3 separate regions of the Mus musculus genome follow, and regions 1 and 3 are each linked to region 2. Evidence: chromatin loops called from intact Hi-C (ENCODE). Cell type or tissue: left cerebral cortex. All regions are shown on one strand.

Region 1 (5,000 bases), 340 kb after region 2:
ATCTGTCACCATTTTAGTATACTCCTTAATTTGGATGACTCAATTTTGCCATTAGTGTAACTGGAACTTTTATTAAATAATATATACAGAAAATGCACAATTCATGAGGAGACATCTATGAGTCATCACAAAGTGTGTAAATGAGGAAAATACAGAACAGAAATATTTTAAGACACCAGTCTTCTGAGGTACTCCCTGAGAGTTGTCAAGACAGCCTTCTAAGAGAGGACATTTTCTTGAAACTGCTGCAGTATGTGTTAGGCCCCACCCTCTTTCACAGATGCCGAGTAGCTGCTCTCATGAGTAAGAAGTACATGCTCACCCCCAGCAGTCACAATGCTAAACACGCTCTTTACCCCTGGGCCTAGATGTGTATCCTTGGGTATCCTGCTTGAGGCCTCGTAGAGAAACACTTTTATTTTATAATGTATTAGAGATTATGGTAGTTAGTGCATCTTCCTACGTTTAATGGAACTGGATATTAAGTGACAGTGCCCAGTTTTCTCCTCTTCCTTTGGTATTTGATTATGTGCTTTACTGTTACTGTCTTGTTGAAGTTCTTTCTACTTGTGGGTCAGGCACTTTGCTAAATATAGAGAAAGCAAGTAAGTCTTAGCAAATGGGTGCTTTTCTTTTTATTGTTTTAGAAGTATCACTTAGCAAACAAGTTTTTAATGTTAATATAGCTCATTTATTTCTTCGAGTATAGTTACTTCATCTTCTGCTCTAAGATATTCTTGTCTAACAATGAATACCTATACATTATTTTCAAAGTACTATGTTCCCCATTAGTAGTAATTCATTTGCTCTCTTGTACATGGTAGGAGGTAAGACACAAATTCATGGGTTTTCCGTCACACTACATTGGATATCTTTCTTATAATACATGACTTTATAACTGTAAACCTGTTTGTACACAACTGTGTTCTCTCTGTCTTGCTGGGAAATGACCATCACAAAATTACTAAGGATCTGCAGTGACGCTGGTCTTGTAAGTACAAACTTCAACCACTCCAGCTTCTCTTTCATGATAATTCTATTCTTGCCCCTTTGCATTTGCAGATTTAGTAGTGCATCTTTTGTCAACTGTCAAAAAAATTTCCAGATTTTTCTTACAATGAAAATGCATACTCTTACAGTGTGGAGTTCTCTAATCTGTGATAACATACCTTTGCTTAAGTCTATTTCTTTAAAACAATTCCCTTAAATGTCACATGGTAGCTGTCAGCTTACTTACCTTTTACTGGACTGACAGGGGAGTGTTTCTTATGGTATGACAATGAATGATTTCTTTAACTTCATTTTCTTTTAAAAAGGTATTTGAATATTTTTATATTGTTAATGTATGAGTATGGACTATATCAACCTTACTGAATTACTCAATAGCTTTATGCTCATTCATATCTCTTCCTCATTTTTTTTTACATTCAGAGCCCACAATAAAATCCATGTATATTCATGAGGATTGATCTATTATTTTCCTATTTCTAAATGTTAGTGTCATAACTAAAACTAAGTTATTTTGTTTCAGAAAGTTTAGAAAATATCTTTTCTTGCTCATAAAAATATTTATAAGAGCATTTAATTATCAGAGAGAGATAGCCACCCCTTCCTTTTTTTTTTTTTTTTTTATAATTTGAGGGTTTAAGAATGTACTCAATAGCATAGAATGCAGGCATTCTCTCTATTGGTGCCTTGATTTGGTATACTAAATTTTTTCACGTTTCTTTGTAATTACCAATTTTAGTGTTGAAGTACAATCCCCTAATCTAACAAGGTGTGTCAAGGTGAGTCATGGCTACATTATGACTATCTAGATGAGTTCTGGAACCAAACCCCACAAGTACAAAAGAATGAAAATATTCAGAAAAAGATTTTCATTACTTTAAGATCATGGATTTTAATAGTTTATCTTTAAAATAAAAAATGCAATTGACTACACCCAGATCACACAGATTTGTTTCCTACAGTCTTCCTCCACGACCCCATCCTTTTGTCTCAGCTACAAACTCCCAAGTCCCTCCCAGGAATCCCACCTGCCATGCTGGCCAGGGAATCAGGAAGGCTGTCTTGCCTTTTCTGCTACCAATTCCAGTTCCTGAGTCCTACGCCCAGTTTTGTAGCTGCCCACCAGCTGTGGCTTCTCACTCCTCTCCCCCTGATTTCCCGAGGTCTACACAGATCCTCGTGCCTCACCTAGCTCTCTGCCTGATTTCTCCAGGTCTGCACAGATCCTGGTGCCACGCCTAGCTTTCCTCTCTCAGGTGGCAGATCTCTCTTTCTTCTGGGTCATCCCCAGGCCTCAGTGTTAGCTGCCAATACCTAGAAACACATTCTGTCTAGGACTAAGCGTGCCCATGCCTGGAAGGATCACAAAAGAATTCTCTACCAGGTGATACAGTCAGTTACACACTCTCCTAAGAAGTAAAAGGGGCAACCAAGGAACAGAGAACAACCACCCAACAAACGCAAGGCCAGATAGCAATACTATACACACACACACACACACACACACACACACACACACACACACACACACCAAACCACCCAAAAATCCTGACAATTATGTAAAGATCATGTGGTAATCGTAATAGTGAAGAGAAGAAACTCATGTCAAAAATACAGAAAATATTTTCAGCAAAACTGTGGAACATATTTTCCCTAACTAACCTAAAGAACACGGTCCCTATAAAGGTCCATGAAGCATATGAATACCAAATAACAGGACAAGAAAAGACATTCCCCTGCAGGTATCTGTTTCTCTTTAGTTAAGAAAATTAAGAATCAAGTTTGTTTTTTGTTTTTTGTTTTTGTTTTTTAAGTATATTCCAAAGATATAAACTCATTCTGCGGGACTGCAGGACTGTCAGAATTCGTGGCTGTCCTGTCTTTGGAGATCATTGGCCTCTATTAGTCCAGGAGGGTGAAGGGAGCAGAGATGACAGACCAGGAGTTCATGAGCCCTGCGAGTACCTTAGGTGAATGCTCGCACCAGGACCAGCTTTGGGGGATCATATCAACCTCACCTGGGGGATCTAAGGCTTATACAATCTGGGGGGCTGGGGATGGGCACATCCAGGAGGAGCAAAGGTCATTGGGTGGAGGTTTAGAGTACTGAAAAGCCTCATTAACATGGGGAAGCATTCCAGAACCTGAGTTGCCAGCTGATCTGCTTCCAACCAGGAGAGGAGAAGTTCATCCAGCAGTCTAACTAAGGATAAACGCCCTTCCTCAGTAGAGGTAGGTGTACGTATGTGTGGGACTGGGGTGGGTAGTGGGGGGCTGGGAGGAGGGCTGGAGAGATGGCACAGCAGTTAAGAGCAGTGACTGCTCTTCCAGAGGTCCTGAGTTCAATTCCCAGCAACCACATGGGGGCTCAGAACCATCTGTAATGGAATCCAATGTCCTCATCCTCTTCTGATGTGTCTAAAGACAATGTAATTATATACATAAAATAAATAAATATATCTTTAAAAAAGAAGTGTGTGAGTGTGGGGTGGGGGGAGGTGGTAAATTCCATAGATAAGATCAGAGAAGGAGAAGCCCTGTTAATGAAGAGAGTGTTCCATATTGCTCTGAGCTTAGAGGGTATGAGGTCAATGGTAGACTTTGACCTTAATTAGCAGAGTTTTCCCACAAGAATTCTCCACAAATAGGTTGCATATAAAAACTACCTATTTAAAAAACAAGCATAGCTATCTTCTAATGAATCAGGTGCCAGATGAAGGAAGTGTTAGGGATATCCTTAAATGCCTACTTCCCTGAAAAAATAACAATACCTTGTTTCCCACTTGGAAAGGTGAACAGCTAACTATACAAACAGCTTTATATTAGTCAAAAGTTAAATAATGTTATTAAAATACATATTTGGGGGGTGCTTTCCACCATTCTGTGAAATCAGAGCCACCCAATAACTCTGAATGTTTGTTCTAACAAGTCATAATGTGTTTAAGGCATAAAGACCTTTCCCAAATTGTCTGAGAATTTGTACTAAGCTTCTCATAAAATCTAAGTAATTAAACTGCTATAAATTTTTGAGGCAGGAGAAACCTCAGGGTGTGAGAACCATCCACTAGTGCAGCTCTTCAGTAGTAGGCAGAAGGAGCGTATGCCCCACTGTGATTTACTGTGATAATAAGGCTGGCTTATTAGACTTTTAATGATGTCTTATCTTTCATGTTTTTAGTTCTCAGATCCTTGGGATGTTTTCTTTTGTGTCTGAAATGAAAGTTACTACTCACCACGCTAATATTGCCTGGGTTAAAATGACAGGAATCTTTGAAAACTATATAGTCACGGAGTTCTGCAGTATGAGCTACAAACTACCCTGCTTTAACCCATTCTAACACTTCAAGCAACACTGCTTTTTGAAAATTACAACATTTACATTTGCCCTGTAATTCAGTATTTTACCTAACCATTCTACTTCAACAGCATCATAAATCAGGACACAATTAATTCTCTAAGTAAAGACAAAAGAAGCTAAATGAGAACCAGTCAGTGACCTGTACCATGTTCCCTTTTGCCTGTTATGAACACGAGGTACTTAACAAGCATTTTTCCTGCTCAAGATACCCAAAAGACAGTAAAATCTAACCGTATCACCTCTGAAATTTAACTTTGAAGTCAGGAAGCTATGAATATGTATAAATATCTCTAGAGCTCATTTCCTCTTTGCCAGGAAGTTCAAATCTTTCAGACTATTCTATGCATAAACCACTATGAATAAGTTTCTCCTTTTTGCAATATATATTTATTCTTACTCTAGTCGTGAACCAAAAGCAATAAAGTATAGTAGTAAATATAATTAACACCCTTATAAGACAGTTTGTCTAGAGGTAAGGGCTTATAACACTAAGTAATTCATTGAAAAGTATGTTTTCAAATGGATCAGCTATAAAACATACACCTAGTAATTTATTTTTTTAAAAATATTTGTTTGTTTTATGTACATGAGTACACTGTAGCTGTACAGATGGTTGTGAGCCACCATGTGGTTG
Region 2 (5,000 bases):
TGTCCATTTTAAGCTAAATTAACAAATGCAAGATTTTTTTTTCTCCTTGGAACTAGTAGGATGCCAGGAAAACTGTATCAGTCAGACTGAGTGTTGGTGGCACACATTTTTTATCCCAGCACTCAGGATGCAGAAGCAGGTGGATATCTGAGTTCAAGCTCAAGGCCAGCCAGTATTATGTACAGAGTGAGTTCCAGGATAGCCAGAGCAGGTAGATATATAGATATAGACACAGATATCGATAGATATATGTAGATATAGATACACATATATATAAAATATATATATGTATGTGTGTAATGTATGTAGATATAGACAGATCAGGTATATGTATATTTTATTCATAATATTATTTATAAATATATACATACCTTATACACAGACACACATATATATACATATACATGTATATGTATATGTATATTCTGTCTTGATTTTGACTTGAGAGAAACACAGAATCAACAGTGATGATTATAGGACACAGTAAACCAAGAGGGAATGTTTATATCCTTGTTCCTCTGTCATTTACATGTTCTAATGAAATACAACCCTAAAGCTAAAAATTATCTGATAGCTCATTAGAAGGATTTTAAATGTCTTGTATAAAGCAAAATTATTATTTGAGAATGCAGAATGTGTTCATATAAACATTTCTAGCCCTCCCCTTGCAATCCTATGAGGAAGAAGTGATCACTTGATACCCTCATTGTCTTCATAAAAATCTTTGAAGTTCCCACTGGTAGCAAATGTTGCTTTCTGTCTTGTAAAAAACGTATATTCTCTGGCTCTAACTCTCCATCAACATTCTAAGCAAAAGTATGAAAGATATACTAATAAACAAGAACTTCAGTGGGGATGAGAATACTCCAAAATGGCCCTCATTCACTTAAGTGAACCGTGAAGATTGTAATGAGAAGATTAACTTTGTACAGTATTTCCTTTGCATTGTCTCAAAAGCATTTTATTCAGAAACACTGTCACCTCGATTAGTTAGCTGCACTGTGCTCTTGTGACACAGTAGAAAGAATTATCTATAAAGCCACCCCAGGCTTCTTCCTTCCTAACTCCTTCTATGACTTCCTCCAGGGAAGGCTGGCCGAATAGAAGAGGGTTTGGGTGTTTCTGCTTTTCCACCCTGCTCAATGTGTAAGAGTTGGTTTTCGAAGGTTCCATTTGCCATTAGGTTTTTGAGAAAGAATTATCTGTGAATGATCATGCTATGGGAGGAAATGGATTTCCCCCTTTTAAAACATCTTATGATGAGAGTGTTTAATCACAGTCTATGTTCCAACACTCACACCTGTATTGTTTTGAGATTTTTGCATGCAGAGTTCAGTAGAAGATTATGACTTTACCACTCAAAGAGAAAACCAAGAGAATGTCAGCTAGGCAAAGCAACAGTTCTGAAAGACTTAGTCAAGCATCAACAGCTCCATCACCTGGTTAGTTTAACACTAAGTACTAGGGTTGTAAGAGATTCTACTTTATGATATCATCAAAATAGAGATCCCCTCCTGGGCATTTTATTAGTTCTCAAAATCACTTGCAAACCATGCATTGCTATTAAAACATTGTCAATATCTGCATGACTATTAGTGATGGTGGTGTTTATTTGTTTTGTTTTTTGTTTTGTTTTGTTTTGTGATACTTCCTTTTGAGATAGGGTCTCAATTGATACTTCTGACTAGCCTGTAAATCATTGCATAGAGTATGCTGGCCTCAAATGTGTCACAGTCCCCCTACCTCTGTTTTCCTAATATTTGGATTGTAGGCGATTCCCCCATGTCTCGTCCCAGTTGTTGTTCCATTATACACAAAGCCCAAAGACAAAAAAGTGTTCAAACATAAACCAAAACACCTGTAAATTTGGAATTTTGTCTTGAAAATGAAAACATATAAATTATTCGTTGTAAACTGGGGTCATTGGATAGGTTCCTATCTTTTTCAAGTGGCTACTGTCTTAATTGCCAAAAACTGTTGAGTTTGTGAGTCATGTTTCTGAGGCCTCGGTAAGAACTGCAAACAGCACTGGTACCACCTTCTGATCATCTGTGTTGGATTTCATTCCTCACCTGAGCTGACATGCTTCCCCTAGCCTTCTGTGGAGAACAGCTGGTGTTTCATGCATGTATTACATGAGGATTGAAAATTCAGAAATAATGAGGAGCTCCCAAGGGCAAAATTCTAAAGTAGCTCTGGTTCAATTTTAGAAGCCACCCTCCTCTTGTTAACATGTGTTTTATACTTCATTTATTCTGCCCTAGATTGGCTTAGCCCTCAGCGTTCCAGAGCTGACTCTCATCTCATACATACATAGCTCTGAGGGACTCGATTCTAACACTGTCCCTCACCCACCTTGGAACTTTTCTGTTTTATGTGTCAGTACTTCCTGCCCAGTTGCAGTTTAGAAAAAAAAAATTGGTGAAATCATCTTACTAAAAATATACATAGCTAATAAAGCACTAGTCTGCTGATGCATTTTAGAAATTGCTCTGGGAAACAGAAAATTTAAGTTCGAAGAATCAAATTACTGATGATAAAATTTAGTGCAGAATGAAAGATGTGTATATGGGCCAGAAAGCATTTTTTGTTAACGTCTTAGGTTACATAACTCGCTGACTTAAGGACAGATGCCTAGGAGGTATTTCCATTATTTCCTTTCCAATCATTTTCCTATTAATTCAACCCACAGTTCTTTCTGGCTTTGACTGACACTGAAACCTGAACATCATACACATGCATATAACTAAACCCTTTGCAATACTGAACAAATTTACAGATTTTATATATGTAAAGTAAGTACCAATCTGGAGAAAAAGAAAAGCCACCTTTCTTTGTGTGTGAAATTGACAGTCTAGCAAGAATCAGCCAGCACAGTGCATCGCGGTTGCTGTGAGCTGGTTCTGAAATCAGGGGGATGGAGCACTGGGAGATTGGCATTTTCATTATCTGGGCAACTCAGAAGTTAGAGGGAACTCTCAGGAGAGCCATGTAAAGGAAGTGGTAACTCCCTAAGTGGATCCTCAACATTCTGCCCCAGCTCCCCTTCCAGGATCAAAGGACTTCTTCTTGTTTTACTCTCAGTAGGCAGCTGAAAATTATAGAAGAAACACATGCTCTTGGAAGCCTCTATTTAGGAGTCAACTGATTGGACTTCTAGGTCATATCAGTTTCCAAGTGCCCAGGGGATATTTGGGAATCTTTTGTAATGTTGCATTACAAGACAGTTTCTCTGTTTTTCCAACCTAGCTGCTTTTCCTTCCCTTCCACTGATGCTGAGTGAAAATAAAAAAAAACTCTCTAGCAAATAGTATTAGAAATCCAGTGTCCTGGGACATTCTGATACATCCTCCCCAACTAATTTGCAGTTTGCACTACAAAGCAAGGGACAGGATGTCTTGACTCTGCTGATTCTTGGTGTAACATATGTTCACATCTGGGGCACTGTAACTCAAATAACAGAAAGCAAGCTGCCAACTTGGAGAAGGTGCCATAATAACTAGGACTCGGGAGTTGTTCTATGTTGTAGTAGAAACAGCTCTGCCATTTAGCCCAGAAAACCCAAAAGACTCCCTAATATTAAAAGATATGCACAGAGAAAAAAATCAACATATACATTTGACTTCAAATTAGGGATCAGAGCACAGATTCCTAATGTTAAGTAACAAGCCATATTTAAGTGGAGAATTATAAAGGAAAGAAACAATGAGAAAAAGCAATCAAGGGCTAAGGGTCAAGACAACTTGGCCCTAAGGGCTGCCTAATTGGTGTTAAGAGCAACCCAGATAGAACATAGTAAACAAAAAGTAGTAACTTGAGTTTATCTATAGTAAGGTAGATACTAACAATGTGGAGGGTAGGCAGCTGCCCAATTATTGTACTGCTTAAGACTTATTATAAATATAAATGCAATGTATATGTGTTTTTTTATCCAGGAACTTAATGATCAAGGCAAGATAGAAGCCCCAGGCCAGAAGTTTAAATAATTTCCCCAACAGACACCCCTCAAGCAATTCTCTTTTAATATTTGCACATTTGTTATTAGTTATGAAAATTTCATACCTGAGTACTTCATCATTTCCAGCCCATGGTTTCGCATACCCTGCAACTACTCCTATGTCATTAATTCCCAAACCACTTCTTAAATTCATCATCTTTTCTTTGCTTACTATTGTTACATATATACATATGTAGGTATATATTAGTACAGTCTGCTGAATCCATTTTGTGTACCTTATATATTTATGTAGTTAGGGATGACTACTCCCTTAAGAAATTCTTTAAATATTATTAAGCTCTGACAAATGTGGTATCCATGAAGCAAGAGCTGCCTGAGTCGTAAAACCAAGTAACCCCATTAAGCCTTCTGTTACAGCAGATTGTATTCAACTTTTTAGCCTTCTGAGTTACACTGGAGAAACTGTTGTCTTGGGACACACAGGAATGTCTCATCTATGGCTGCTCTCTCGCTGTGAAAGCATACATATGCTTATTTTGAGACTGTCAAAATGACACAAGGTTCACACTCTACATCTGTGCAATAGAGAAAAAAACAGAACATTTTCTTTTTTTAATTATTTTTATTAGGTATTTTCTTCATTTATATTTACAATGCTAGCCCAAAAGTCTCCCATACCCTCCCCCCCACACACACCTACCCACTCACTCCCACTTCTTAGTCCTGGCATTCCACTGTACTGAGGCATATAACGTTTGCAAGAACAATGGGCCTCTTTTTCCACTGATGGCCGACTAGGCTATCTTCTGCTACATATGCATCTAGAGACACGAGCTCCAGGGGGTACTGGATAGTTCATATTGTTGTTCAACCTATAGAGTTGCAGATCCTTTTAGCTCCTTGGGTACTTTCTCTAGCTCCTCCATTGGGGGCCCTGTGATCCATTCAATAGCTGACTGTGAGCATCCACTTATGTGTTTGCCAGGCCCCAGCACAGCCTCACAAGACACGGCTATATCAGGGTCCTTCAACAAAATCTTGC
Region 3 (5,000 bases), 110 kb after region 2:
GCTGCTTATTTTCAGTAATGATTTACTTTTAAGTACCAGGTATCGAGATACTTTTATGGATGGTGTCTAATTGGATTGTTTCTCCCTCTCTTGGGCATGACTTTGTCCCAAGTATATTCTAAATCGTTAAGTCATTACCGGAGCCAGTTTTACAGTCATCTTCATGTTGATGTGCACCTGAAAGGAAAGCAGGGTTCCATGCTGATAGCCTTGCGCCAAGCTCCCAGTTGGGGCAGTCTGTCCACGGATTCTGGCATTTCACTGACATTATCTTGCTGCCAAAACTTGGGCTTAGAAGACTTTCTGCACAGTTTTGTCTTTTGGGTTCTCATTAAAATGAGTCGCACATGTGGGGCCCAGCTTAGTGCCCGGCTCTGGTGGAGACCCTTAAATATTAATGTTTTTGCTTCCTCTGGTATACAGTCCTGCTCTTTGGAGCTTATTCCTCAAAAAATATATATTCTTTCCACAGGCACTTTAGGTCCCAGTGGATCATTCCATGGAGTACAGGTCTGGAGCAAGACAGACGAGTGGGTGTTAGGAAGAATAAATGCTACCATTTTTATAACCATCTCTGGCAAGCAGGAGCTGTATCGTGCTCCAGATAAACTCATTACAAAAGCTCAGCTTCTGCTGGTTAAGCATTTTTTTAAACTAAGCCTTTAGGATGATTTGATAAATATCCTTATACTTTTGTCTACCGCATGGGCTTGGTTATCCTGGTACAGAAACTTCAGCCCCGACTCAGCCCACCTTTCTCCTTGCTAAACAGTCTTCATGATGAGCAAAAGATAGACTCATTCCTAATTCCTATTTCTAAACACAAAGCCTTTTCATCTTCCTCTGACAAACATGTGTTCCTCACTGTCTGTGCCTGAGGACAAGCCTTACCTGTGTTTTGATTGTATTTAACCCAACATCCCTAGACTTTAACACCTTTCACTCAGCTACTCCAAAGCAGTGAAAGGAGACAAAACTCTCCTTACTTGGAGGGATGAGATAGCAGGATTTTCCTCATTTTGAACTGAAGTAACCTTTGAAAGATTCGCCCTTATCTTTTGACAGAGGAAATAAGATTTGTTTGCCCTTTATGGTAAATAAAGAAGAAAATAAACTGATTGTGGCATCCCCCTGCAGAAGGCATGATAATCCGCAGCATTCACAAAGATTTCTTTCTAAAGGCATCTGGAAGTGATTCAAGAATGCCATGTAGAAATTAAATATTAAACTCTGATTAAATGCTATTTCTACCTAAGTTGTAACTGGTAACCACACCTAGGACAGTTTTTCCTCAGCAGTCACTGAGTGATACCTAGACACTCCAATTAAGCATTTTATAGTGACTATTCAAAAGGACTTTCAGAGTCCTCACTAAAACCACATTGATGGGCATTGAATGCAAACCTACCACAATAGCCCATTGTGAGTGGCATGGATGTATCTGCAGTCCTGGATACATACCTGCAGCTTCTATTTTATCACATAGTTTTAAACTCTGACATGGTAATCAAATATAAGCCTTGTAACATAATATTTTTACCTAGAATGACACTGTTGGACCTATCATGCCTCTCTCTCTCTCTCTCTCTCTCTCTCTCTCTCTCTGGGTTTTTTTGGGGGGGGGGTGCGGGTGTTCGAGACAGGTTTCCTCTGTGTAACCCTGGCTATCCTGGAACTCACTCTGTAGACCAGGCTGGCCTTGAACTCAGAGATCCACCTTGTTTCTGTCTCCCAAGTGCTGGGATTAAAGGCATGCGCCACCACTGCACAACTTTTTTTTTTGGGGGGGGGGTGGTTCTTGCTGAACAATTTTCTTCCTTTTTAAAAAAATTCTAGACTACATTTCTCCTATGAATGCCCTCCTATTTTAATTAGCGAACTATAGTAATTTCTTCCTGCCCAGTCTTCCTATCTTATTTGAGCTGTACTAACTGGTTTGATGTTGTTGTCACAGGAATGATATTTGGTTCTGCCCTGTCACATGGATCATACCTTGTCTCCATGTGAAAGCCACATCTATTTTTCTTTATGCTCATAAGTAAGCCAATTAGGAGGTAAGATGAATAAGCTCTCACTACATGCAGGAAAGGAAACTGCAAACTGCTTACTTAAGCTTAAGCACCAGCAAATGAAACAAGGGGGAACTCCTGATTCCACCAGAAGGTGGGGTGACACGGGAACAATTGGCAGGAATCCCTGAGAGTGTAAATACTCTAATTTTGTACCTGGCCTAAATATGTCACAAGCGATCTACCTCTCACACTTGAAGCACCACTCTGTCTAACTGTGGAATGGAGTGGGTTGCATTTGAAGTCAAGTTTTTAAATAAAACTTTCTAAAACTCCTTAAGGCTCTGCCTTTTCACAGTACATAGGAGCCACATTCTTTTATTCTGTGAACTTCTGTGCTGAGTACACGTTAAGAAAGAGACTCATTGTTTTTCTAAAGTGTCTTCAGTTCAAGTTTAAGTTGATAAGGATTAGGTCAGGCCAATTTTCTTCTCCCTGCCTGGAAGTTGAGAAATAGGAATAGATCTGTGACACCATCTTCCTACAGATGACTTCCACATGCATTCACTCTATCAGAACTATAAAATACCAAGAGAAAAGTGTGTACAGTGGCAAGCAGTTGTTGCACATGGTGTTTTCCAAATTCTCACTATGCTGGTATAGCTCAGCGTCCTTACATTCAGATTTGTTGGGTCTTCTCTTCTGAAACCTGCATCAGATATTAGCAATGAGTGTCTGGGGCATCTATCCTCTTTCCCTCTGAGTATATTTGTATATATCCAGACACGAGACAATTCCGTTAAACTCAATTTAGAAGTCTACTTTTTACCACTGAAGTTCTTCCCATATAAGTTTATGTAATTTTTAATTCATTAAATTATTAGATTTTTATAAAATCTCTTTTATATAATTTTTATCCTTAAGTTTCCTCCTATAGATATCATTATAGGCCATTTCACTCATATATTATCTTGGAAATAGCTTCTATTTGGAGCCTAATGTTAGGTAAACTCTACATTTCAAACACTACAAAAAAATAGTAGCCCCTATTATCAATAAATATTTAATAATTGTTATGTACATGACTGTACAAATTATTGAATGCTTGCACAGTATGATAGAAAAATAAACTATGCTATGTCACTTAATGTAAGATTACTGGTTCTTAAAATCCCTAATATTTCTATTTCCTAATGCTTTTTGCCCTAAGATGTCCAGAATATATTCTCTCTCAACTAAATCAACAATGCAGTGATGTTTACCAGTATCAAAAAATATCTGCTACTGCAATAGAAAGTTAAAAATCTTGACATATTAGGCCTCCTAAACCAGAATTAATCTTACCTTAAATGTTAAAAGATTAAAATGTTAAATGTTAAAAGAACCTCTCTGTCTTTTCATCCTTTACCCAAGCCCCAAGACTGAGACTGTTATGGTGTTGTGTAGAATCTAGAATGTCTGCTATTTATAAGAGGTCTCAGGCCTGAGGCTTCTCCAGGTCCTCCCCTGTGCCTACCCAGACCACTACACAATGGGACTGTGGCAGCACACATTGCTTGTGTAGGTGCAGCTCAACAGCAGTCATGAATTTGGGTAAGTTTTCCATTTAGTTTTGTAAGGTAAGGTTTCTTTAGGACATCTGCTGTCTTGTTCAATATGTAGTATCTGTTGCATCCATAATAGGCAAATTATGTAATACTTTAAAGAGTTTCTAATGCCAAGAACAGAACAAAGAAAAAAAAAGACAGTTAAGCAGTGTGGTCTTCAGAGTAAAGCCATTACAAGGTTTAATAGGTGACTGGGGGAGACCTCAATGTGAAGAGGCCATTTAAGCAAAGAGTTATTCTCAATTATCATTCATTATCAGCAAAGCAATGCTAAGCCAGACACAATGATGGGGGTGGGGCATTGCCCCAACAGTATAGGCAAGTTCTTAAAAGTTTTTTCTGTCTGTAGTGTAAGTGTAGACCTGATTTTCTAATATACTTCTACAGGAGAACCAGGAATCCATAGCCAATATGCATACATTATTTTCTCTGAAAAAGAATTCCCATTGAACACCGCTGGCCACATCACTCATTTTCAGGAATGAGTTCTCACTACAGAAAATGTTCAGGTGCTGCTTTGACCTCAAAGGTCTGAGAATGAATTAACGCATTCTTTCAGGAAGCACACACTTGAAAAGTGGGATGTACTCAAAATGATCCATTCATTCATTTGTTTGCTTGGCTCCATCCTCCTAACAACACACACACACATCCCTATGTATTTAAAAATGGAGTGATCACTTTTTTTCCCCATTTTGAACACTAGTTCTGATGATGGAGTCTATTCATCTATTCCCACAAAAACTCAGGATTCTTAATTTTCTTCCTACTAAAGATTCACATATCTGCTTTCCTTTTAAAATGATTTAAACACATACAGTGTATACATATATTAAAGGAATTATATTCATTCCTGGGAGAAATGAAGTGAACATTACAGTTACTAGAAACAGAAGAAATATAAGACTATGAGAAAATGTATTTCCAGAAGGCCTTCAACATTGCTTTGCTGGAGCTGGATGAGCCCTCCCTTGGGATCTAGATTTGTGTAAGAGACCAACTCACTGTGGCCTGGGGAAAGCTGCCAGGGACATCTTCAACCAAGGATATAGGTTTGGCATAGTCAAAACAGATCTAAAACCAAATCATGTAGTGAAGTGAATTTTCTACTTCAGGCTCTGTTTTCACTGATACAGGGGAACAAAAGCATCTGGTTTCCTAGAGACTAAGTACAAGATCTGGAAATATGGACTTAGCTTCATCCAAAAATGAAACACAGAATCTTAGGGCAGAAATTTCTTGAGAGAGTAAATTGGCTAAATGGTTGAAACAGACTCTTGATACCATATTTGTCCCAAACACAAGGGAAGATGAACAGGAAACTAAATTTGTCTGTGCAGACTAATTTTATGTCAACTTGACCAAGCTAGAGTCATTTGAGAGG

The links. Hi-C counts contacts between places; a loop is a spot of excess contacts. Peaks named below come from ENCODE experiments on the same cell type or tissue, not always from the same donor. Only the 100,000 strongest peaks of a DNase experiment are listed, where the experiment ranks them.
Region 1: a loop joins it to region 2, with 6 times the contacts of the local background. A loop is called at or near these places in 2 of 42 quality-filtered maps.
Region 3: a loop joins it to region 2, with 7 times the contacts of the local background. A loop is called at or near these places in 2 of 42 quality-filtered maps.

What each region holds. Positions count from the first base shown.
Region 1 is chr8:39,087,754-39,092,753 of GRCm38, reverse strand. The region is part of intron 5 of Tusc3 (tumor suppressor candidate 3); the gene reads right to left. Among named protein-coding and RNA genes, the nearest start is that of Tusc3, 84 kb to the right of the region's middle. In left cerebral cortex, no CTCF peak of the experiment used is centred here; DNase peaks (open chromatin) are centred at 211 and 2,158; H3K27ac peaks cover 1,351 bases.
Region 2 is chr8:39,424,860-39,429,859 of GRCm38, reverse strand. No RefSeq gene overlaps it. Among named protein-coding and RNA genes, the nearest start is that of Gm6213, 130 kb to the right of the region's middle. In left cerebral cortex, no CTCF peak of the experiment used is centred here; DNase peaks (open chromatin) are centred at 2,221 and 2,845; H3K27ac peaks cover 1,828 bases.
Region 3 is chr8:39,311,296-39,316,295 of GRCm38, reverse strand. The region is part of intron 2 of Gm6213 (predicted gene 6213); the gene reads right to left. It also overlaps the pseudogene Gm18644. Among named protein-coding and RNA genes, the nearest start is that of Gm6213, 16 kb to the right of the region's middle. In left cerebral cortex, a CTCF peak has its summit at 2,152; DNase peaks (open chromatin) are centred at 538, 2,200 and 4,735; H3K27ac peaks cover 2,448 bases.